Linked DNA regions of Homo sapiens: regions 2, 3, 4 and 5 are each linked to region 1. Evidence: chromatin loops called from intact Hi-C (ENCODE). Cell type or tissue: endothelial cell of umbilical vein. All regions are shown on one strand. Links, peaks and the distances in the headings refer to the core of each region. The heading gives the core; the rest is flanking DNA. Region 1 holds the start of LINC02098 (long intergenic non-protein coding RNA 2098). Region 2 holds the start of LOC124902787 (a long non-coding RNA gene). Region 3 overlaps LOC124902787 (a long non-coding RNA gene). Region 4 has its middle 64 kb from the start of LINC02725. Region 5 overlaps ETS1 (ETS proto-oncogene 1, transcription factor).

Region 1 (4,819 bases), core at 488-4,487:
GATCAGCAGAGTAGGATCTTAAATCTATGTTTTTTTGTCTCTAAATGTCATGTCTTTTGATTAAGATTTTTAGCCATATAGATTATGAAAAAGAAAAGTTAAACAATGGAACCACTCTATTTCTTATTTATGATTTGATAAAGATTGGCTCTCCTGGAATTTAATTCTCAGTGTCTAAATTTAATATCAAGTTTTCTAATAAAGTTTTATTTTTATATCTGTGGAATGCATGTCTGCCATAAATGTTGAGCAATTTCCACACTGTTGTAAGTAATGAATGTGAAATTCAAGTGCTTCTGTGATTTATGCCAGGTTGTTGGCATTCAACCATGACTCACAACTCCAAGCCAGCAGTTCTAAATCTCTCCAGTCCCACCTTTCAGTTGGGGAGTTCCCAGGGTTAATGGTCTTTGGAGCCAATATGCTCCCTGAGTTAGCTTTGAAGGTGATTCATTGCTCTGGTATGAAGTTTGAGGACGAGCCAGTTTAGGTGGATTCCATTCAGCACCCAGTTCAACAGACAACACAAGACTGATTCAAACCCTGGCTCTCCCACCTAAATAAATGTTACAAAATCAACACACATTCACTTTACAATAATTTGATTTGCATTTTTAATTCAGTCACCAGTTGTCTACATTGGACAATGTGGAAAAGAAAAGTTGACTTGCTTATTACTGTCGGCTTATGCTGGCAGGAGGGTTAATCTTTGCCCAGAAAGTGTACATGTCACAGCTGAGTCAGTCTATCTGTCTAGAACACTCCTCAACACTTACGCTGTTACTTGTCTGAAGAAGTCTGTTTTTCATCCTCTGTTTTGATGAATGCCCATATTTTTACTCAAACTTGAGCCTTTTTTCAACCAGTAAAAATAAACCTTCTTGTCCTAAATAAAAAAGACCACCTCAAAAGGTGGTTCAAAAGGCATCTTGGAAATCAAGTAGCACTTACGCAGCATGATTTGCTTGTATTACTGTAAGTGACAATGACTCAAAATCATATGGATTAAATTTTCTTACAAATAAATACAGGGTCACTAATATAGAGTTTGGTTTGTATTTTGCCAATACTACAGCAACTTAATAAGGAGTCGTAGCCTTTCTTGAACCAGAAGGATCTGCTGTTCAACAGTAGAAAGTAAAATGGATCACAAATATGTAATGTTCCAATAGATATCAAGGCATTCTAAAGTCTTTTTTAAAATTAGGCTAGCTGTTGATTTTGGTTATAGTTAAAAATTTGCAAATGCTGTAATTTTTAAGTTAACATAAACAAATACTATTGTGGTTAATTAAAACATTTCTTTTTTCATTAAAAGGCATTGCCAGTAATGAAACTAGGGACAAATATTTAAGACGAAAAGGGACAAGGAGCAAGTCACTGACAAAGCAAAACAAGAATTGAAAATTTCTTCTTCCAAGCCCCTTACTCATTTTTTGCCTTCCAACTTCATCTAGTGATTAAAGATAACATAATATTAACAGTAACACATAAGATGAAAATAGTACTAAATGCAATAATGCAACCTTAACTAAATGTAAAAAAGTAACTTAATATCCATGCTTAGAAATGGATTACTTAATGATTCAATAGTTGGACTCGTCCAGCTAACATATAGGCAAAATATGGTTCTAAACTGGAGAAATTATTATCTGAAGACAATTGATAAGATCCTCCTTTTTTCAGCCATGTCACCAGTTATATGTAAATAACTATAGGGTATATTGAATAATTCAACTTCATCTGGATAATGCTGGACAAAACTCTAGAGAGGAATTGTAAAAATCAAATGTTTTTATTTTTATAATTTTGACTCAAAGCCAAGTCTTACAGGATTTTGCTTGGAATTATATTCTTTTATTTGCAAGCAAAGAGTTCCCTAGGCTTTTAGATTGGCAGAGCTAGTAAAATACTGTTCATCTGAGGCTGTTGAATCTTAGCATTCTAAAAAGTTCCAGTCTACTACTGCTGCTAAACTTAACCTCAGGTGAGCCACACCACTGAGGCATGAGGTTCACTATTCTTTCCAGTGTATGAAGTGAAAGTTCCTTCTGCCTGTGGTTTGACGAACACACTCAGACAGGATCAACCTGAGTAAGGCCAGTTCTTTAGCTTTTCATTGCTTTGCCAATTACTACTTTAGTGCTTACCAGGTATTCAGGTACAGCGTGAGGTCCAAGCAATATTTTTAGTTCCAGGGAACTCAAAGTCTGGTAGTGCAGAGAAATGTTGAAATAAATAATTATGGTCAAATATGAATCTATAATAGAAGTAGACATAGAGTGCTGTGGTCTTTCAGAATTCCGAATGACTAGTTTTTTGAGGTTGGAGTTGGGGCGAGGCTGTATCAATTGTCTAGTACGGTGTAACAAATCATTCCAAAAAAGAACCTTCAAACAAAAGGTATTGTTCATGATTTTGCTCTGGGATCTGGGCTCAGCCACACAGCTCTTCTGTTGGCATCTCTTGGGATTACTCATGGTGTTTTGGCTGCAGCCAGAGGATCCAAGAAAGTTTCCTTCACATACTTGGCAGTAACATCGAATTTGCAGCTGAGTGTCTTGGCTCTCTTCCATGTGGCTTTTCCAGCATATTGACCCAGGTTTTTAATATGGGGGCAGCAGCTTTCCAAGAGAGTGAGAACAAAAACTGCAAGGCCTCTTGAGTGAGACTGGACAGTCACACAGTGCCACCTCTACTGCATTCAACTGGTGAGAACAATTAACTGGGCCATTCCAGAATCAAGAATGGGGAAAACTGTCTCCACCTCCTAATGCGAGGAGCTGAAAGAAGTGGCCATTCTAAACCACAGGGGTTAGTTAGGGAATATGTCAAAGCAACCACTTTTGAACTGGGCCCTAAAAGATTTGTGTGTGTTTTCTGTGCTTGAATGTGTGTGTGTGTGTGTGTATGTATGTGTGTGTTGGGACAAGGGATATTCCAGGAATGGCAGAGGGAACATTCCAAACTTAGTGATTAGCAGGAACAATGGGTGGTGCAATATTTGTGAAACTGCAAGTAAATGTACGTGGATGAATATAGAATGCATCATATCCTCTGGGGTAAGGGTAACCTGAAGAAGAATGATGGTGAAAGGAGTAAGAAAAAAAATAGGTCTAGAGAGGCAGGTTGGGCAAATATTGTGAAAGAGTTTATGTGAGCGACTCAGTGATGTGGAATTTATCCTGTAGGCACTGGGCAACCAGGAATCATTTTCACAAGTTTCAGGACTTTCAGGGAAGGCACTGACTAAACGTTTGTCACATAAATACAACCAAGTTAGTGACAGAATTTGATTTGCCATCCTTGAAAAACATTGGATAAGATTAAGAAGACCTTATAATTCTCCAGCTGACCTCTGTGTCTTCTTCCATCTGGGTCCCTGAACTACCAGTAGTAGCCCTCAATCTAATGGTGGCTTCCAAAGTGTTTCAAGTAGCGATCTAACTAGGGAAGGATGAAGACTAGAAAAGATCTTGAACAGGATACTTGGCTTTACACAACTGGTGTGCTTATTTGGAGTAGGTCTGGAGGTCTGCTCAAGATTAACAGTGGGGGTGCCAAGAAACAACACGTTGGCACCAAGACTGAGGAGCCCTCTTCTCCCAAGCTGCTCACCCCTGTGGTAATGTAGGTCAACAGTTGAAAGTTAATGTTGATGTTGATTATTGAATGAAAGAAACTTTTCCTTAGCTTAAAAAAAAACTTTCAAAGTAATTATAGACTCAGAGTGTTGTGCAAAAGAGTACCTAGGAACCCCTGCACCATTCACCCAGCTTCCCCCAAGCATGACATCATATTATAATGGTAGTACAACATCAAACAAGGAAATTGACATTGGTACATTGCTGTTAACTGGACTATAGATCTTATTTAGTTTTCAGTACTTTTACATGTATTCATGCATGTGTGTATGTATGTAGTTCTATGCAATTTGTCCGATATACAGATTCATATAATCATTATCACATTCAAAATACAGAATTCTTCTATCACCACAGAATAACTCCTTCATGCTACCCCTTTATGTTTGTACCTCCTGTATTTGTTTATTTGTGTTTCTATAAAGGAATATCTCAGGCTTGTTAATTCAAAAGGAAAAGAGGTTTATTTAGCTCATAGTTCTGCAGGTTGCACAAGAAGCATGGTGCCAGCATCTGCTTCTTGTGAGGGACTCAGGCTGCTTCCACTCATGGCAGAAGGGCAAGAGGAGCTGGCATGTTCAGATTATATGGCAAGAGAAAAATCAAAAGGGGGAGAATGTGCCAGGATCTTCTTAACAACCAGCTCTTGAGCAAACTCTTTCAGGAAATAAGAGTGAGAACTCACTCATTACTGCAAGGATAGGATCAATCCATTCATGACTGATTCATCCCCAAGAACAAACACCTCCAATTAGGCCCTACCTCCAACACTGGGGATCAGATTTCAACATGAGACCTGGTGGGGCCAAGCAAACCATATCTAAACCCTAGCACCCCCATTCCTCTGAGTTTGATTTCATAAATGTGATGGTGTCAGAATGATTGTATTGGAGAAGTATGCCTTAAGACACTAGAATCTGTTTCCTGGGAGCTTTATGGATTACATATTATGAGTTACACAAAGTTTTGTTTTATTTTCAGTCCTGAGATCAGCTAGCTTAATGTGTGTGGGTGAAGAACTGGATAATTTAAATTGGTTCTAAGTGTAAAGACTTGTTTTGCTTGAATGTTATTCTGTTGCTTAATGAGAACTACCCTATAATCCTTTCTGCCCTTCCTTCTCCCCTAGTCCACCAAAAAGATCAATCTCAAAATTTACTCTATCTTCTTTTGCA
Region 2 (4,819 bases), core at 248-4,247, 130 kb before region 1:
CTCCCCCTGCCTGCAAGTAAGGATATGTCTGTGGGGTGGGGAGCTCCTTCCTGGCATTTCCCTTTTTGAAGCTAATCTGAGAAATAGGGACATCCTCACCTCTGTAGCTCATACTCCCAACCTGCTCTTTTTACCCTGGGGAGGTCTCTCACAGTCATGGTGGCAAAATGTAGTGAAGGGGTCACTGAGATGGACAGGACAGTGGGGTGCAAGTTTCAGGAAGCTGCTTGAGCCCTTTAGGGCACTGTCTCCTCATTTATAAAAGGGGTTTGTCTGGCCCCTTCTAGCTCTGACATTCTAGAGTTACATGACTACGATGGTGCTGATAAGATGATCATGTAGTGGCGGGAGCTTGGGGGAGAGTCAATGGTGAGTCCAGATCCTCCAGGCAAGGCCCTGCCCCCTGTGGTATAAAGTCAGAGAGGACACATTTTGCTAATGTGCTTTATCTTGCCCATCAGCTCTGGGAACTAATTCCACTGGGTGATCACAGTTACCGGCCTCCTCATCTAAGGAGATGCAATTCCAGGAGCGGCTGCCCTCTGACCTGCTGGCTGGCCTGTGCATTACTCACCCTGTCATGGTCCTGAGACTGGCCTGCTGCCTGCTGGGAGCTTCACAGTCTGGCACAGCCGCTGGACTGGGAATGAAACAGGAAGCGTGCTGAGAGAGAGGGCAGGGGTGGAGGCTATTGGACCGGGAGGATGAGGCAGCTCAGGCCAAACACTCATCCATATTCAGCTGTGTGCCCAAGGAAGTGTGGATGATCAGGGACAGAGAGAGTGGCCAAATGAATGTATGGAGAAGAGTGTCTGGCTATTGGTACCCGGATGCTGAGAAAAGATCGTGGTTTTGCCCAACCAAACAATCCAGGGATGAAAGTAGTCTTGGAGGGTACGATGGGGGCTCCAGTCACCTTTTGCTCGTTTCCCACCCTAGGCAGAGCTCTGACTGCAATAATAAACAACATGGGGCAGCCGAAATCTCAGTTGCTGAGAGGCTGCACAGTGGGAGAGACCACGCATCACAACAGCCGGCCTGGGCTAGCGCCTGATTTGACGAGAAGCTCATCCCAGTGGATTGAGCCTTGAAAGTTCTTCTCTGACAGCTGGGAGTCTCAAGGGCTCAGCCATGAATCCTTCTAAACAGAGTTTGTGCTTTTGGTGGATGTAACCCCAGGAATCCCATCACGCTCCCAGAAGAGTACATGAATGGTGAAAGGACGGATGGGCAGATCGGGCACAGCAAAGCACCAAGGGAAGAAACAGCAAATGACCAAAGCTATAAGCCCTAGTGCTTTTAGATAGGGAAGGGGCTTTGCAACTGGCTCATGACCTTAAGTGAGTTTTTAAACTCTCTGAGTGAGCCTGTTTCTTTCATCTTGGTTTGGAAAAATGAAAGGAGCTCCTTATCAACTTAAGTCAGAAAACAAACAAAAAACAAATGTTGAAAGATTATAGTCACAGATGCACAAAGCAACTCTTCGTTCCATTTACCAATGTGTATAATGTAATGCATCATTCCACAAAAGCGGATGACGCTTCTAATGGAAAGCAAGGAAAAGGTGGAGGAAAAAAGAAAATACATTCTAGAAAATACAGAAATGCCGTATTTCTGTCTACCTTCCCTCACGTTTGCCCACAGGGCAGGACTTTTGTCTAAATGTATGATAGCCCTGGCAGTGTATACCTTCAGGCTCCAAGCTCCAGAGAACCCAAGAGGTAATGTGGAGACTGCAATTGTCAGCAATTCCATACACTGAGAAACACAGGGAAAGAGGCTGCATGTGTAACTCTCCAAGTCCGACATCTCCAGCTTGGACTCAAAACACCAGTGGTTTAATCCAGAGACAGAAACACCTTTTGAGTCCCATTCCATTACACAAGAAGCCCTTTGCTCTTTGGCTTGTTTTACTGCAGGCAAACTGCGAGGCTGAAATAGGATTTCCCTCACTGCAGCCCACATTGGGATAAGTCAGAGCCTGCGGACTCTGCTTGAGGAGTGGCCAGGGAGATGCTTGCAGAGTGCAGTAAACAGGACATGGAGGAAGTTGGGAGCTGGACTCGGGTTGTTAACAAGCCCTTCCCCGCCACCCCCACGTTGTCAGGAAATGTGGGGAGCTGAGGGCCACAGAGCACACAATGATGCAGTGGGAAGTGGCCTTTATAAATACCCAGGGGTCAGGGCCAGGCTCGGCAAACAATAGGGGAAATGATGATGGCGGCAGTGGGTGTGGGGGGTGGGGAAGGCCAGGATGAGTCCATCAGTGACAATAATGGAGCAGAAGCAGATACTGGCGCTGGCGGTCCAGGGGGGCCTGGGGGTTGTGAATCAAACTATACAAATTGCCGGTGACTCAGTAGCCACAACAGAGGGTAGCAGGGTCTGTAAACAGTCCACAGTATGTCCCATTGTTCCTTCAAGAACCTCTCCCTGGTCTCTACATGTCAAAGGTCTCTGTTTTGCTTCACTTACCGGAAGCTGGTGGAAGCTAGTTGAGTGTTCAGAGGACACCATTCCTCACCGGTGGTGACAGTGGGCTCAGGGCTGCATTTTCTGCCTTGTGTTCACCCTGGTAAGCAAATAGGCACCAAAGGAAGGGAAAGAGGATCTGCAGGGAAACAAACAATGCCCCAGAGCTGAACTTTGGTTTAGTCTCCCCAGATTCACTTGGTGTGTGGATGGGAATGGAAGATTAGTATGCCGCCCTTCACTGGCCGTGGGGAGAGATGCATTTTTGTATTCAGAATATAACCTTGCAAATGAGATCAAACATTTGAAGAGCTATGGGAAAGGCAATAAACCAAAGTGGGATTCTTCGTCACTTGTCCAGCATGAATTATTACTTGCTGGTTAAGCAGGTGAGTAAGTGGCTATTTGCAAAGCTGCCTGAAGGACCTAGATTATTATTTTGTTTTTTTTTTTGTGGGACAGTTCCTAGTTCTTTCTACGATTAGCTATGCAAAAGATAGACGACTGAAATTCTTTAGGCTTCATTTTTCCTCACCACATGGGGTTGGTCACTGAGGATCTATGAGACGCTAAACTTACAGAAACAGAAAGATTTTAGGTCAACTTATTTTTCTTTTCCATCTTTGCCCAGCACTGGAAATATATATTTTACCCTGACACACAGACTGAGTTAGAGGAGCTGGCATGTGCTCCATTTCTTCATGTTAAAGCATACCAGGTGTTTCTAAGTTACAGGGTGATTTCCATGTACAAAGATATTTGTGACATAAAATATACCTTTTGCAGAAATTATGAACTCCCCAGATTGAATGTTCCTTGTATCAATTATTATTCTGTTTTAGAGTGCTTCATCATAAACATGATTAAAAATCTAATTAGGTAATCAATTACATAACAGTCATTTCTTTCTCTAAAATGTAAGCTTTACAAAGGCAGGCCCTGAGCCTCTCCTACTGATATGGTTTCCTTGGTGCTGAGCATAGTTTCTCCCATGGAATTGGCCCTTAGTAGGTATTGAGTGAGTGAGCAGGAGAACGAATGCTCTCTAAGTGCCTCTGTTTTATATGCAGTCTCTGTAAGGAGCCAGCTGGAAGCTGGGATCTGGGGTGCATGTGTATTGCAGGGGTCTGAGCATGGTCCTCCAGGGCTGTTTAACCACGGATGCATGTTCAGGGTGCCCTCTAAGACTGTAGGGCTCACCATGCCATGGATGTCTCTGATGGGAGGCGCTGTTCCTTCTGTATCCCATGGCACATATGATAAAGTGCGGTCTCATTCGAAGTCCCATTTAGTGAAATAAAACATAGGAAACTCAAATGGAGGTTAAGCAAGCCACGTTATATTTATTTTAATATTTATTATTTAAAACATATATTTAAAAGACATAGGCTTTGACTTTCAGTGAGAAAAGATTAACCAATATGTAAATTTAGATCTTACTAAGGGCACCCTAACTCTATCTTTAACCTTGATATGCTGCTGGTGAAACTATAAACAGGCATATACTTTTTTTTTTGGTAACTTTTATTTTAGGTTTGGGGAACATGTGCAGGTTTGTTATATAGGTAAACTCATCTCACGGGGATTGGTTGTACAGACTAATTTGTTACCTAGATACTAAGCCTAGTACCCAATAGTTATTTTTCTTCTCCTCTTCCTTCTCCCACCCTCCACTCTCAAGTAGCCGCCAATGTCTGTTGTTCCCTACTTTGTATCCATTAGTTCTCATCATTTAGCTCCCACTTATAAATGGGAACACACTGTATTTGTTTATCTGTTCCTGCGTTAGCTTGCTAATGCCAATGGCCTCCAGCTCCATCCATGTCCCTCCAAAAGACATGATCTTATTCTTATGGCTGCATAGTATTCCATGGTGTATGTGCATCACCTTTTCTTTATCCAGTCTGTCACTGATGGGCATTCACATTGATTCCTTGTCTTTTCTATTGTGAATAGGGCTGCAATGGACATTCACATACATGTGTCTTTATGGTAGAATAATTTGTATTCCTCTGGGTATATACCCAGTAATGAAATTCATGCTTATACTTTCTAAGCAAGCAATTTTTTCTATTACAGTTTATCAAAAGTCTTAAAATATTTGTATTTTCAGCCCAGCAATTTTATTTTTGGAAACTTTCATAAAAATCTGGACAACAATTTATAACTAAAGAGGTTTATCATATTCCAGTTCTATAGAAATAATTTTAAAAGTAGAAAATTTTTCTAATAACAGGATATTTAATTAAAAACAAATGACAGAATATAATGATGGCACTGTTAAATTAATGGTGTCATTAAAATCACTTATATATAATTTGGATCAGTGATATTATTTGACAAAATG
Region 3 (4,819 bases), core at 415-4,414, 120 kb before region 1:
AAGAATGAGTTAAGAAATAACAGTTAACTCTACTGTGTTTTCACCAGGCACTATTCTAAGTGTTCCGTGTGTGTGTGTTAACTCTTTTAATTCTTGCAGCAAACCCATGAGTTAGATGATATTACTACCCTCATTTTATAGGTTAGGAAATGGAGGCATAGAATGTTGAGTAAGTTGCCCGAGGTTGCGGGACTAGCAGAGAAATCAGGAATCCAGGGAATCTAGTTTAGAGCCCTTACTTTTACATCACAGTCTAAGCCCTCATTGATAACAGTTCTGCAAAGTTAGAAAGTCATCACATTATACCCAGGTGTTTGCATTCCTGTAGCCACGTAAGGAGGACTTATTCAGTAGGACAAGAAATTGCAGTTTAAAAGAAAATAATATTGTAAAAGGAAATAGCTACACTTATTTAAGACCTAAAGTTCCATTCAGTGTTTGTCTATTTGATAAATGTTTGAAAAACATTTGAGGATGTCCTGGAAGTAGAGATAAAAGACTTACTCTAGAAAGACAGACATAAGTAAAAGTGAATCATATGCTGAAAGATACTGGGACCTCTGATGAACTTATGCAAGATTAATGTAATTTCACAGGTATTTGGAAATGACACTTTGACAATCTGAACAATGGTGAGGAGACTACAGGGAGAGAGGTTTGGAAGTAACACATATATCGAAGTCTGATGTATTGGCTTAAAATATAATGCCATCTTGGCTTTTCTAATTCAACAAGTAAATATGTATACATACATGTAAAATGTCATCTGAATTGAATGGTAAAATATAGAAATTGGTGACTTTAGTTTGGGTAGCATCCAGAAAGAGAGGAGACCCCACTCTAGCTGGATGTTGTAATAACTTTCATATAAGGGCTATTTACAGCATGTGTGGGTGGAGTTTAAAACATGCACCAGGGGTTGAGCGGTGCCCTGGAATTGATGCCATCAGGAGGCAGCAGCTTTTGCCACCTCCAGGCCCGATGGCCACCAGGAAAGCAGCTGTGTGGAAAAGGATGCCTGATGAGACCTGACCTTGTATCCAGGATGCAGCCAGTCCATGGCAACCCCACAGGGAGAAGAATGGGACAATACATACAGCATCATCCCTCTCCTGCCTCCTCCCATTCTCCTGCCAGTGCTCACCAAAGACCAACCCCAGGGAGTAGCCAGAGGGCAAAGAAGGAGCCTGTAAGTCAGGCTCCTTAGGCATGCATTTTGGAGGGAGGGAAAGTGCATCTGGGGGTGCACCTGGAAGATAGCTAACTCAGTAACTGTTTGCATGTGGCAGTCAGAGAGGGGATGGAATGTGCCAGGAGTCTCAGGTCTTTGGGTATGGGCCAGGGAATATCGAGGATGTGCAAAATGAGGGGGAAATGCTGTGTATGTAACAAATTCATGTACAACTTCTAGTAGGTAATTATTTTATATCAACTATGGAGAGGGTGTGAGAGATATGGAAAGTGTCTACCATCAGTTTAGATAGGTGAGAGTTTAAACCATGGTGGCAAATGAGGTCTCGAGGGAGCCTGTGTATGTGGAGCAATTAGAAGAGATGACCAAAGGCCATGGGATCTCGGATTTGTAAAGATGTAATGAAGACACCGAGAGGAGGTAACCTGGGGGGTATTTCAACCTGGCCTTTTTCTATGTGCCAGGAGTCGTGGGTTTGTATTTGCTTTTTAAGGATTCCCACAGTTCTAAGGGGGAAATGCAGAGTGAATGGAATTTTAAGCTGAGAAATTAAAGACCTGAGCCTGTCTACTGGGCCTCAGAATAGAACCTCCACCGATGACCTTTCCTCTTCAAGCCTTCCGTACCTTTCTGGGGTAAAGTTATTTGACTACATGCTGCCTCGCAGAGTGTTTTCAAGGATAAATGAGATAACGTCTGTAAAGCCCCTGGAGAGGAAGCCCCAATCTAGATAAACACACCCTCTGGTATTTTTAGCCCCAGAGTGCTGGGTGTTCAGGATATGCCATTTAGCAATTCCTGGAGCCTTGAAAAGGAAAGAGAAAGGGGCGTTGTGGGGCCAGGATCAGTGGCATACAACAAATGTTTTTCGAGAAATCCCTCCCACCCTAAGTGTAAGAATCCACGTCAAAGGAAACAAACACCATGAGTAGATAAAACAGGAAGGTGACAGGTTTGCTTGCTTGCAATCAAGACGGGGGATGCCAAAGGGCTAGTTCTGGCTGCTGGCTCACTCTGAGGGGTGGGGGTCCAATGGCTGGCTCCTCCACTGATAATGAAACGAGGGTTAAGCAACTCTCTGTCCTGCAGAGAATGGCAGGAAACATCTTCATCACCCATGACTCCTTGAGAGAGTAGTGGGGTTTGGGGAGGTTGCATTTCCTTTCAAGATTCCAGAAAGGGTGCTCACACCCCCAGGGGCATGAATGCTGGCACGCTGACCCAACACAAGCAAGGCTGCCAGATGACCATGGGGTCCGGCCCGCCCTTCTGTCCCTATCTGCTTCATAAGCACAAAGCCCTTCAGAAAGTAACAACAGGAACCTTGGAATGATAACTCACTTGGAGAAAGGTCTTACAAGAGTTCATCGAGCTGCTTCATCAATGCTCTTTTCTTCCTTTCCATTCTGTAGGGAGAATGTTTATCTCTCAGTTTCATGTTATGGGCCTAATCTCTTTATATATGGAAAGGGAATAAAGTTTGAGTATCTCCTATGCTCCAGGCTGTGAGTTAAACATTTATATGCATCATGTCATTTAAATCTACATTTAACTCTACTCTGCTATGTCTATATTCTTTCCACAACTGTCCTGTTAAACTCAGAAACCAAAACTGGCACAGAGTTAAATCAGGGTGCCTGTATCAAGCTGCTCTGTCCCAAGTATCCAAACTGATTCATAGTAAGATTAATAGGAGAATGTAATTTTATTTCACCCTTGGTCATCTTGTTTTTATTTTCTTAAAGCAGATAGAGTGTGCCCTTTGTAGACACCCACTGAGATATGTAGACTTGCCTTTTAGGTAGTGTAGGATGAGTAATTGACTGTGAAGTTCGTATCATGTTCTCCTGGGCTTCTTTTTTTGTTTGTTTTTGAGATGGAGTCTCTCTTTGCTGCCCAGGCTGGAGTGCAGTGGCACGATCTCGGCTCACTGCAACCTCCACTTCCCGGGTTCAAGCAATTCTCCTGCCTCAGCCTCCCGAGTAGCTGGGATGACAGGCATGTGCCACCACGCCCGGCTGATTACCCCAGGTCTTCTTATGTTGAGTGGTTTAGTACCAGACCAGAAATCACTTGCAAAATGAAGAATTGGGAGAGATACAATTTCCTTAGAAGATGGGAAGGTTTTAATCAAACGAAGTCGTGAAACATTAGCTTTACCAAGAATTCAGTTCTCCTCATTAAACAAATGGAGCAATTGGGAACTGGGTGAGCTCAAATTCTCACAGCCTGCTGAGGGTAGAACTCGATTTAGAGTCCAACCCTCCTCACCCACAGCCTCATCATATTCTCCTTTATGTATATCATATTCCCTATATCTCCTGTTAGCTGATCCTCCCCCTTTTCAAAATATTTTCCCCTTAAACAATGGAAAGGGTCTGTAATAGTGCCTTCCCATGGAAAGTGTGCATAAGCATCTTGAATGAACAACTACACACCTAGAGTCATTTTACTCAAATTGTCTCTCAAATCTCTGGCTAGCTCTTCCTATTAAAAAATTTGGATTTGAATCGAGTTAGTTCCGACAGTGTAGACAGTAATTCCCTTGAAGTTACACAATGAAGAACAACTACTCCTTCTACAAAATGTGCCTTTTTTTTTTCTGTCTTCTCAGGGTTGTCCCTCATTTGGGGAATATTAAATATTACAGTTGCTATCAGTGCAAGTAATCACACCCCCATTGACAAGTCTCTGGCAGTGAATGCTTCTTACCAATGGAGAATTAGACAAAGTGACAGGTTTAATTCGCAGCAGGACAAAAAGGTGTTGAAAGTGTGAAGCGATTGTGCTCTGGGAGACACATCAATTACTTCCCTGACAGCCTGAAGGCAGTGGAGAAAGGGCTTTGTCTATGCCTAGAATATTACCTCCTTTCATCGTTCATCCCAGCTTCGATGTTCTTCATGATGTGAAGGTGGAGGAAATCAAGGTGCTTTCTTCATATCTGAGTATGGAAATTCCATTTCTGTGAAGTTTGAAAATGATTGGGTAGAAGTGAACTCCTAATGTGAAAAGGAAAGAATAACCCTTGCATTAGCATGCCCTTGGTAACTTGAGTCTCTTCAGTGAACCTCACCAACGTTCATCAGGACAGAGGGAATTATCAGCCTATTGAGTGGAAAGGTTAAATGAGTTTTATCATCTTCTCAGTAAGATGACAATTCTGGTGTCAGGTTTCATTTTGGTGATGAGTATCACTGTGGGGAGGGACAGCAGCATGCCCACGGCCTCTGGGGCCGCCTGCCTGAGGGGCAGCCGGGCAGAAGGACGTTGAGAGGGAAGGTGATGAGTTGGGGAGGGAGGCAGAAGGCACATTGTGCTCTCTGCTCCAGAGGGATGGTCTCTGCTCGCATGAGAGTGTCTGTGAGTTGCGTTGAGTTTCAGAACAACCTCTGCCAAATACATTTATGTCAATACAAATTTATATCATCCAACACAACACTACCATGAGTCAAGCCAATATGGAGTTCAGAACTCTTTTGTAAAAAAAATTAAATTTGTTTTCTAATTGCTTTTGTAAGGGAAGGGATGATTAAGGCTTCATATAACCAGACTCCATAGCTGATATGCAATAAATTTATGTTGAGTGAAAGAATACTAATTGAACATAATATTGTAGAATTTGAT
Region 4 (4,819 bases), core at 516-4,515, 180 kb after region 1:
TAGGAAATGCACGCATAAGTATTTAAAAGTAAAGATTCAGGATGTATATAATTTGCTCTCAAATGTTTAATGCAAAAACCTATGGAAAGTGTTTAGTCATATAGAGCAGATGACAGCAAAATGGGTCAACTCTAACAAGACAGGAGTCTGAGCAAAAGGTATATAAGTCTTTCTGCACTATTTTATTTATTTATTTATTTATTTATTTGAGACACAGTCTTACTCTGTCGCCTAGGCTTGAGTGCAGTGGTGTGATCTCGGCTCACTGCAACCTCCGCCTCCTGGGTTAAAGTGATTCTCCTGCCTCAGCCTCCTGAGTAGCTGGAATTACAGGCATGCTCCACCTCGCCTGGCTAATTTTCGTATTTTTAGTAGAGACAGGGTTTTGCCATGTTGGCCAGGCTAGCCCCGCCCTGACCTCAGGTGATCTGCCTGCCTTGGCGTCCCAAAGTGCTGGGATTACAGCTGCACTAATCTTATTCTTCAATTTTCAGTAAGCTTGAAATCATTTCCAAATATGTTTACTTATTTTTATTTTTTTTATTATTTTTTTGAGACAGAGCCTATCTCTGTTGCCCAGGCTGGAGGGCAATGGCGTGATCTCAGCTCACTGCAACCTCCGCCTCCTGGGTTCAAGTGATTCTCTTGCCTCAGCCTCTCGAGTAGCTGGGATTACAGGTATGAGCCACCACACCTGGCTAATTTTTGTATTTTCAGTAGAGATGGGGTTTCACCATGTTGGCCAGGCTGGTCTCGAACTCCTGGCCCCAAGAGATCCAACCACCTTGGCCTCCCAAAGTGCTGGGATTACAGGTGTGAGCCACCACGCCTGGCTAATATTTGTATTTTCAGTAGAGATGGGGTTTCACCATGTTGGCCAGGCTGGTCTCGAACTCCTGGCCCCAAGAGATCCAACCACCTTGGCCTCCCGAAGTGCTGGGATTACAGGTGTGAGCCACCATGCCTGGCCTGTTTAATGTATTTTAAATGCACCACAACATATTAGGTAAAGATTATATGAGCCCCATATTAAGTCCTGGAATTTCTGCAGACCCCTGGAAAAGTCCATCTGCTCTACTGCCTGCCTCTACTATTAACTCTCCCTCGTTGATGCGTATGGCCGTCACCTCTCTGTGCCCCATGCAGTGTGGGATGAAAAGCACTAGCGATGCTGGTGGGTGTGCAAGACACCTCTGTTTAAGTTTCAGAGATAGGAAGAGTGTGATATAATAGTACAATAAACAACTGAAAATTAATTATAAGATACCCTTGTTCTTCAATTTTCCCAGCCATCTGAGTGAATGGGGATGGTTCTCTCTCTCGGTCTGTCCTTAGGTGCTGGCCTCTCACCTTGGGGCCCTAGACCTCTCATCTTCCAGCACTTTCCAGCTCATGATCCTCCTCCACACTTTCTCTAGGCCATAATCACACTGAGCCATCCAGTGTCTCTTCCTCACCCATGCGCAACACCCAGGTCCCTAGAAGAGAAGCCTCATCAGTGTTCTCTTAACAAAAGGACCCAAAGAAGAGAAAGGTGAGCAGAAATTACCAACATCCTGTCTGCTTTACCCCCAAAACTGCGCAAAGTTCTTTACAGACATGATTTTATTTAAATGTCACAAGTCTCCAAGACATAGATATTAATACTGTTATGATTCCCATTTTCCAGGTAATGAAACTGCCACGTATCAGTAACTGGCTAAGGTTTTATGCCTAAGCTCCTAATTTTCCCTAATTAAGCCTCAAATATAAGTTTCTACTGAGATGGCTGACTTTCACCTCCAGAGAAGACAAACACAAGAGTGTGAGATGTCTGCAAAGAGAAATAAGCATAACATAGATGCGGCATACCTATTTTATTTTATTTTTATTTACTTATTTTAGAGACGGAGTCTTGCTCTGTTGCCCAGGCTGGAGTGCAGTGGTGCGATCTCAGCTCACTGCAACCTCCACCTCTCGGGTTCAAGCGATTCTCCTGCCTCAGCCTCCCAAATAGCTGGAACTACAGGCGCATGCTGCCATGCCCAGCTAATTTTTGTATTTTTAGGAGAGACGGCGTTTCACTATGTTGGCCAGGCTTGTCTTGAACTCCTGACCTCGAAATCTGCCCGCCTCGGCCTCTCAAAGTGCTGGGAATACAGGCGTGAGCCACCACGTCCGTCCTCCTATTTTATAAAGTACTTAGTTGCTATACTTTGATTAGCACCCCTGGGAAATCCCAACATAGAACTTTGCTGCCATCTAGTGCCCCTTCTGCACCATGATCCTCATTAAGATGTCTGCAATTCAGTTCTGCCTGTGTAAAATCAATACCTGAAATTATCATAGAGGGGTATAGTGTATATTTCACTTGTATGTCACATCTTGGGGCAGAGGTTTTTCAAGCCCAAACCACACTGAAATTTCTCCTGGAAATTAACCTGAAGTGCCAAGTGACTGTCACCAATCACGCTTTCATATTGGATCAATGTTTTTGTTAAAATGCTTAGCCCTACAGGACAGTTTACAACGTTTGTTTACATACTCTAAATATTTAATCTGCATAAAATACCTGTGGATTAAATATAAGTATCTCCACTTTATAAATGAAAAAGAATGTGGCTCAAAGACTTTAACTTTCTCAAGTCCCCACGGTTAGTTAACAATAGGTCTGAAACTTCAATTCATTTCTTTTTAATTAAAGCCCAGACTCCTTCCCTTCCCTTCTTTCCTGCCCCGACACCACCTTTCTTTCTCCTCCCTCCCTTTCTCCCGTGCTGGATGCTTCCTGCCCTCAAACACTGAACTCATTCCTTCCTTCCTTCTCCTCCTCCTCCTCCTTCTTCTCCTCCCCCTCCCTCCCTCCCTCCTTCCCTCCCTCCTTCCCTTCCTGCCTGCCTGCCTGCCTGCCTGCCTGCCTGCCTTCCTGCCTGCCTTCCTTCCTTCCTTCCTTCCTTCCTTCCTTCCTCTCTCTCTCTCTCTTCCTTTCCTCCTCTTCTCCTCCCTCTCCTGATTCCCTTTTTTGCTCTTTCTCTTCCTGACTCTCCCCAGGTATTTATTGTGCTCTGAGGCTGACTTCATTGAGTGGCTCAAGTCACACGCAGTTCCTCTGCCCTCTTCAGGCATGTGGCATAGTCTGGCCAGTGAGATGTAAGCAGATGCCTGCTGTGGGGTTCTAAGAAAGCCTTTAATATCCGGATATTAGGAGCTGCCCTTTTCTCTTGCCCTCTTTCTCCTGGAGTAAGGGCATGTGGCTCAAAGCATAAAATGGGGAAAACAAAACAGAGAGACTTGAAAGACTTGGGTGCTGATGTAGTTGAGCCTGTGAACATCCACCCATTCACCTGGGAGTGCACATTATAGAAGAAAGGCGTTTTTTTCCATTTGCTTAAGCCACTGTAGTCAGGGTCTTTGAAACATTCATTGGGAGCATTCCTAACTGAAACCGAGCCGACAAGTCATAGCACTGGGCGAGGACCAAGTCAGCACCTGGTGAAGCTCGCAGCTCCACCACTGTGTCCTGCAGAGGGCCCAGGTTGTAAGAGGCTGTCCCAATTCGGAAGGACAACCTTTCCCCAACCTTTTCCTTCTATAACTGCTTTAAATAGTTTTATATCAAGAATATTTCTCTCAAGAATATCAACTAGATTTGAAAGAGAATAAAAATTCAAGAGATAGAAACCATTAGAGGAAAAGAAACCACATTTTGCCTTAAATAAGAGTTGACAATAACCTGCATGGTCAAAGTGTGTTAGTTTTGTGAATCATTTTCTGGAACCCCCAGGCCACAGATATTCTACTCAGGCCAGAAAATTATAGCTTGACCCTGGCCCCATTTCTTCCTTGGTACCCCTTTGTATTCATTCTTTCTTCTTTATCCACTCCCTGATGCTCAGAACAGATACAAATAGCTGTGTGTAGCAAACCCATTGCACGTTTTCATCCCAGCTTCCCTGGAAGCTTTCATGCTGAAATAAAAACCAGGAGGAATGCATTGCAAAGAAGGCTCTGAGCAAATCACCCCTCTCCTCAGGCCATCTCCCTTTCTGTTGGGCCCATCATGTCTCCGCCAGCTCAGTGACCTTGAACTGCTGCTGCCACCCTCCTCAGGCGAGGTGCAGCCTCTCTATAGAAGGCCCCTGAGGTTCCCTTAAGCAGCTCAGGGTCTCCTTCCAGGACTTGCCTCCTCCCCTTTGTTCCAAGACCTGTTTGGAGATTTCCATCCTGCACCTTGTACTTCTAATTTTTTTACTTCTCTTTCCAGGCCCCGTGGATAGCATTGTTAATGGGACAGCTCAGTTGCTTCCATCCTTCCCCCAGATGCCCTTTCACTCTCCCTTGGCTTCATGCCACTTGGCTTTGGGCTCCTTCTTTGTGGCCACGTGGTCTTGTGTAACTCCAGACCCAGATCCAGCCAGGAGTTCAGGTACTTAACATGTGGGTGGGTGACTTTTTACAGATTAGTTTGCCTGCATTAAAATGGCATGTCAGTCCTCCTAAATTAACTTTCTATAATTCTTCTAAACATCAGGATGCTGCCACAGGGACAAACCAGGAGTGTCCCCCTGTGGCCCCCCCCCTAGAGAAATCTCCTGTCCCATTCCCTTTATCAACATGGCAGGATCATGTGTCCATTGGTCAGTGATAAAAGTTACAAAATAATGAGTCAATAGTCCCAGCTGTCAACAGATTTGGTTCAGGGGCTGCCAGATGGGCAAATAGAGTGGTAATTCCTACAGTGGCTTTTGGGTACAGGGTTAAGTCCTTCTTGGAGAGCTAAAGTCAAGGAACTTTTGGCTGACAGGAAAAAAATGTAAAAGAACTATGTAAGGGAGCAGAT
Region 5 (4,819 bases), core at 539-4,538, 290 kb before region 1:
AGGAGTGGATAGCATCATGAATCTGTAAAATCCCATCATATTTATTAGATCTTTGGATGGCTCATTCCTCTGTGATTCTTAATAACTTGGGGAGGAGTAGTGTTTATCCAGAATGATGAACCAGGACTTGATAGTAGTGAAGATATAGGAGAAAGCCTCTCCCTCCCAGTCCACTGTTGTAAGTAAACAGCAATGATGTAGAGGAAAAAAAAATCCTGAGAGGGAGCCAGAGTTCTAGAATTAGTAACCAGTGACTTAAGGCAAGTTGATGTCACCTTGAGCTTCATTTTACCCACCAGTAAAAGAAAAGGTTTGAACTAGATGACATCGAAAGCGTCTTCTAATTCTGTATTCCAGGAATAGTGTAAGACCCCTGACCAGTGGCAGAGCTTGGCTCCTCCTTCTCTCCACTTTTCATCCATTTTATAACTATGTCTGGTTGCAAGGAAAGAGAACATCCCTCCAAGGAGTTGTTAAAGTTTTATAGCAAATTCTGTAAATTCCTCTTTTCTGCTTTTTGGTCCTGGATAAGGCTTTATGCATCCTATAGCTATAGTGAGGGCGGGATAGAGGGACAGAGGCAGGGAAATGTGTGAACACACCAGGAGAGGACTCGGGCTGATAGTTATTGCTCCAGGCCATAAAAAAGGCCAAAGCCAAAGAGATATAGAGGCCAAAATTATAGATTAGGTAGGTCTACACAAACCTTGGAGTAGGCTCGTATGATAGGTTTAGCAGTGAGCGTAATGGTTTAGGGAGCATAAGCATGCTCCCTTCAAAGCTTATCTCTCTAGGCCCCTCCTTTTTAGTGCAGGAAACTTGAGCTGGGTCCCCACAATTATTGCCTAAATCCCCGAAGTCTCAGGATTTCTGACTCCTCATTAGGGACATATATTTAGATTTACTGCACTGTGTGGGGCCTGAATTCCATTAGATGTGCCATGTTGGGGCGGCACCATCGGTTTTTGGTGTGTTTAGCTGGCGTGCTGGTATTTTTTGGAGCCTGTGATAGGCAGAGGGACGGCCATCTCATGTGCTTACCAACATGCTCAGGGTGGGGATTTCTGCATCTTCTCTGATGTCAGCCTTGCTTTAGGGTAAGAATGTGTGTCTCTCTGCCTTCTCCTGACTCCTACCATGTGGTTCCCATGTGGCTCTTGTGAATTACACTGGGATGATTCAGCAGGGCCCTTAGAGAAGGGAATAATTAGTCTGTTGGGAGCAGGGGATAGGGGAGGAGTCAAGGAAGCAGTGTTTGAATGAAGTACCGTACCAGGTCAGGTGACCTATAGATCACTCACTTAGATCTTCACAGTTTGGTCTATTTTAGGTGGTCCAATGTTTCATCTGAATTTCAGTCTCCACCATTTGCATAGCATGAAAGATGTACTAGTATGTTTGCTTGTTATGGGCTTGTGCACATTATCTGTTGTCCTGGTAGTTCAAGTTTATGAGCGCACCCTCCAGATGGTCTGGACCCTGAGCATCTTGACACACTTATGAAGTTGATGAAGAGCATGTGGGGCTGGGGAAGGAACGTGATGCATCCCTTTTAACCATTTCTTGGCTCCTAGGGTTCGTTGGCCCTAGCAGTATCCAGCATGTGCCTGCTCTGTGCTTAAAATTTTAAGTTATAAAACATTTAACTGTTTGCTACTAGTTCCCTCCCAATGGGTTGACATTATCTGGGATGTTGTCTGTAAAATATTTTAAGCTATTTAAAGGAAAAAGAGAAAAAAAATCTTATTTAGATTTGTATATCTCCTTACATGTTGGTTTTCCAGGAACAAGGTGGGAAGTTAGTGACAGGAACTTGAGGCATGAGTGGAAATCTGAAGTTACTGCTCAGGGGATCTCTTTGTTGAGCCCTGAATTTCTTGCCTCTGGGAGATTCCAGCTTTGCACGTGGGATTCTTAAGGCTATAAGGTTGGACTGGATCCAGAGGGTGCAGTTGCTTACTGTTGGTTGCGCATTAATGCTAAGGGCTGTCGGTGGAAACTCACAATGAAGGCATGCAGGAGGAGATGCCTGCAGGGGCTCACGGCCTGTGCCTCCCTCCCTGTTCCTTCCTCCCCAGCCCAGGCTCTCCTCATGTTCAGTTTGGTGTCTGTCACAGGCTAATCTACTGGTGGCTCTTTTTAGTAAGGCTGTAGGAGGATTAAGGATACAAGTAACACAGTTTGGGAAGGATTAAAATTGAGTATCTCTCCAAAGCCATGTTAGAGCAAAAGATGAAATTCCAGAAAATAGAGATACCATCAAAAAGGGGCTGAAATAAAGGGAAGAAGAGATTGTCCCTGAGATGTAATGCATACATATCTGTGAATTTCAGCTCTTGGCCTCTTTATTTGTCTCCAAAGAAATGAGGAGGGAACTTTCCCAGGGAAAAGCTCCTTTATAGTGCTCCTAAACATGTATAATTAACAGACCTAATAAGACTGTTGTTTCAGAAACCATAGAGTTGACCTCCATCGATTGGTTATTTTTTCCTTGGCGTTCCCACCTTCCTGCAACCTCTGTACAGAGAGGCCTTAATTGCTTTGGGCTGGGCAGAGCAGCAGTTACTTTTCTCATCTCTCCCTTCTCAGCAGTGGCTGTATTTTAGCAGAAGGCAAGCAAGCTTAAGAGAACCTCTAGGCTAAGAAGCAACTATACGAAGAAAAAAGAAGCCCATTTCTAAGCAGGCAGCCTTCTTGGTGACCTCATCTTCCTCCCAACTTGGGTCCAGTTGGAGCTGTGCATACAGGGCAGACTTCCAGTTCCTCCTGTCTGGGACTAACAGTGGCAGATATAAATAGACCAAGACTTTGTCTGTAGCCATTGTTCTCTAACTGCCCATTGTTTCTAGAAGCAAAGCAATGCTGTGGCTGCAGCTCTCTTTCTCTCTCTCTCTCTCTCTCCACCCCACCCCCTTTCTCTGTCTTTCTTTATTTCACTGTACAGGGGTCTGAATTCCAGCTCAACCATTTGTACTATCAGCCACCTTTCACTTGCCAGATGCTTAGAAACTCGAGGGGAGAACTGGCTCCACAAGTGGGAGACCAACTGAATATTGTAACCTCATATTTTGATTCCAGTAATGCTTTTGTCTGAGTCTTTCCATGATATATTTGTGGTCAAGACAAAGATATGTGGATCTAATGATAGTAAAGTCAGGAGGATTTGTAACTGGTTGAGCAACTATACCCAACGGGTCTTGATTAATGTGTCAGTGTCAGAGTAATGCATGGTCTCTGATGTTATGTTATGGGGATCAGTACTTGCTGGTTGCCTTTTCAACATTTTTATTAGGGGCTTAGAATAGAGAAAGACACAGAAAGCACACTTAGTGCATTGCAGATGGTGCAAAGCTGAGAATGATGGCTAATAGGATGAGCACAGATTCAAGGTATAAAAAAGTTCTTAGAAACATGGATCGAAACAAAGTGAAGTTAATATGGATAAATGTGAAGCCCTGTTGTGAAGTTAATAAAATTCAGTCAATAGGTACAGAACTGGTTCAGTATCACTTTCTATGGAGAGGTCCTGGCAATGTCCTTTGAGTGGCTTTTGTAGTTAGGCTGTTAGATCAGTGTTGTCTTAGTCTGCACCAGTCAAAGCTTATGGAGTAAGATGATCATCTCATTGTTCCCATTTAACTTCTGAGAAGCACGATGTTCACCTATGAATGCTTGTGATGCTCTTCAGGAACATAGGCTTAGAGGAATGCTTCTAGGTGGAGCGAGGGGAGTGGCCAAAAACCATGCCAACATGAATGGTTGAAGGAACCACGGAGTTTGGAAACCTGGACGGAAGTGATGATAGGAGGAAGAAAGCAGGGGAAAAGCTGCCAGATAAGGACAAATTTGCTTTGTGCTGCTGATCTCTCAACAAGCAAAGCAAGGGCCTATTGATAGAATTCATAAGAAGGCAGATTTAAACTCGTTGTGTCTAATCATTTTTAAATAATCATTTTGGCTTATAAGTGAAATTGTGTAGCTCAAAAAGGATGGGGCAACCAAATGTCTTAAGTGAGAAGACTTCTGGGGAAGTATGGTGGTCGTTCTTCAGGTCCTGCCCTGCCCCTCATGACCACTCATCATCAAGTACTCCTCTGTGGATCTGGAAGCTGGAGCAGGGTGTGCACGCATACTGTGTTGCTTCAGTGCCTGTGGCTGCCAATATTGAGAATCCTTGTCTGATGTACTGGGAAAATGGACTTGCGTATTCTTATTTTTCATTGTGGTTTCCCTGGGTTGAAAACAGACAGTTGCACTGTGTGAATGTGTATGAGTATGCTTTTTCCTTCTCAGTCCAGATTTATTTATTAAAAGAAAAACACATCTGCATAAAAAAGCCTTAGAACGCAGGAAGAATGTCCACTTTGTTTTTCTTTCTGTAGCACCGAGACATGTGGGGTTTCAGCTTCCTCTAAGAAGTTTTTGAAGACTGGCTTTCATCTCAAACAAGACTTTTTCCCATTGGAAAAACGGTCCTTTTTTGGTTTAAAAATGTATTTATATAATGTATAAATAAATAAGAAAGTTGAGAGAGAATTTCCTTTCAAAATTGATGAAAAAATGTTGCTTTCTGAACATCATTAATTGGGAGTCGGTTGTTGCCTCTTCCCAGGCCATTGCCACTCTGCATTCTGTTTCTTTGTTCTGGTTTACAATTTTCCAATATTCCCTTTCTCTGCTTCCTGCTTTCTTCCCTCTCTCCTCCCTTCTTGGCCAGCTCTCCTCCTCTGTCTGATCCCAGCTCCAGCCTTCTCCCTTGGCGGCTACCCCCATGGCCACTGCACCACCTTCCTAGCCCCCGTTCCTCCTTCCTTTCTCT

The links. Hi-C counts contacts between places; a loop is a spot of excess contacts. Peaks named below come from ENCODE experiments on the same cell type or tissue, not always from the same donor. Only the 100,000 strongest peaks of a DNase experiment are listed, where the experiment ranks them.
Region 2: a loop joins it to region 1, with 5 times the contacts of the local background. A loop is called at or near these places in 3 of 110 quality-filtered maps.
Region 3: it touches region 1 in a loop (6-fold over the local background); 3 of 110 quality-filtered maps call a loop at or near these places.
Region 4: a loop joins it to region 1, with 11 times the contacts of the local background. A loop is called at or near these places in 2 of 110 quality-filtered maps.
Region 5: a loop joins it to region 1, with 5 times the contacts of the local background. A loop is called at or near these places in 13 of 110 quality-filtered maps.

What each region holds. Positions count from the first base shown.
Region 1 is chr11:128,206,274-128,211,092 of GRCh38, reverse strand. It overlaps LINC02098 (long intergenic non-protein coding RNA 2098), which reads right to left and starts at 2,327. Exons shown (of 4, transcript NR_146647.1): 1 at 2,151-2,327. RefSeq lists an enhancer at 245-746. In endothelial cell of umbilical vein, for the core only: no CTCF peak of the experiment used is centred there; DNase peaks (open chromatin) are centred at 2,542 and 2,972; H3K27ac peaks cover 3,469 bases.
Region 2 is chr11:128,332,116-128,336,934 of GRCh38, reverse strand. LOC124902787 (a long non-coding RNA gene) reads left to right here and starts at 2,654. Exons shown (of 2, transcript XR_007062946.1): 1 at 2,654-2,861. In endothelial cell of umbilical vein, for the core only: no CTCF peak of the experiment used is centred there; DNase peaks (open chromatin) are centred at 564 and 2,154; H3K27ac peaks cover 3,037 bases.
Region 3 is chr11:128,326,617-128,331,435 of GRCh38, reverse strand. The region is part of intron 1 of LOC124902787 (a long non-coding RNA gene); the gene reads left to right. Among named protein-coding and RNA genes, the nearest start is that of LINC02098, 120 kb to the right of the region's middle. In endothelial cell of umbilical vein, for the core only: no CTCF peak of the experiment used is centred there; a DNase peak (open chromatin) is centred at 2,005; H3K27ac peaks cover 2,116 bases.
Region 4 is chr11:128,029,153-128,033,971 of GRCh38, reverse strand. No RefSeq gene overlaps it. Among named protein-coding and RNA genes, the nearest start is that of LINC02725, 64 kb to the left of the region's middle. In endothelial cell of umbilical vein, for the core only: a CTCF peak has its summit at 2,244 (motif pointing left); a DNase peak (open chromatin) is centred at 2,231.
Region 5 is chr11:128,500,089-128,504,907 of GRCh38, reverse strand. The region is part of intron 3 of ETS1 (ETS proto-oncogene 1, transcription factor); the gene reads left to right. Among named protein-coding and RNA genes, the nearest start is that of MIR6090, 20 kb to the left of the region's middle. RefSeq lists a silencer at 1,060-1,354 and an enhancer at 1,060-1,354. In endothelial cell of umbilical vein, for the core only: no CTCF peak of the experiment used is centred there; DNase peaks (open chromatin) are centred at 1,207, 1,977, 2,767 and 4,310; H3K27ac peaks cover 3,996 bases.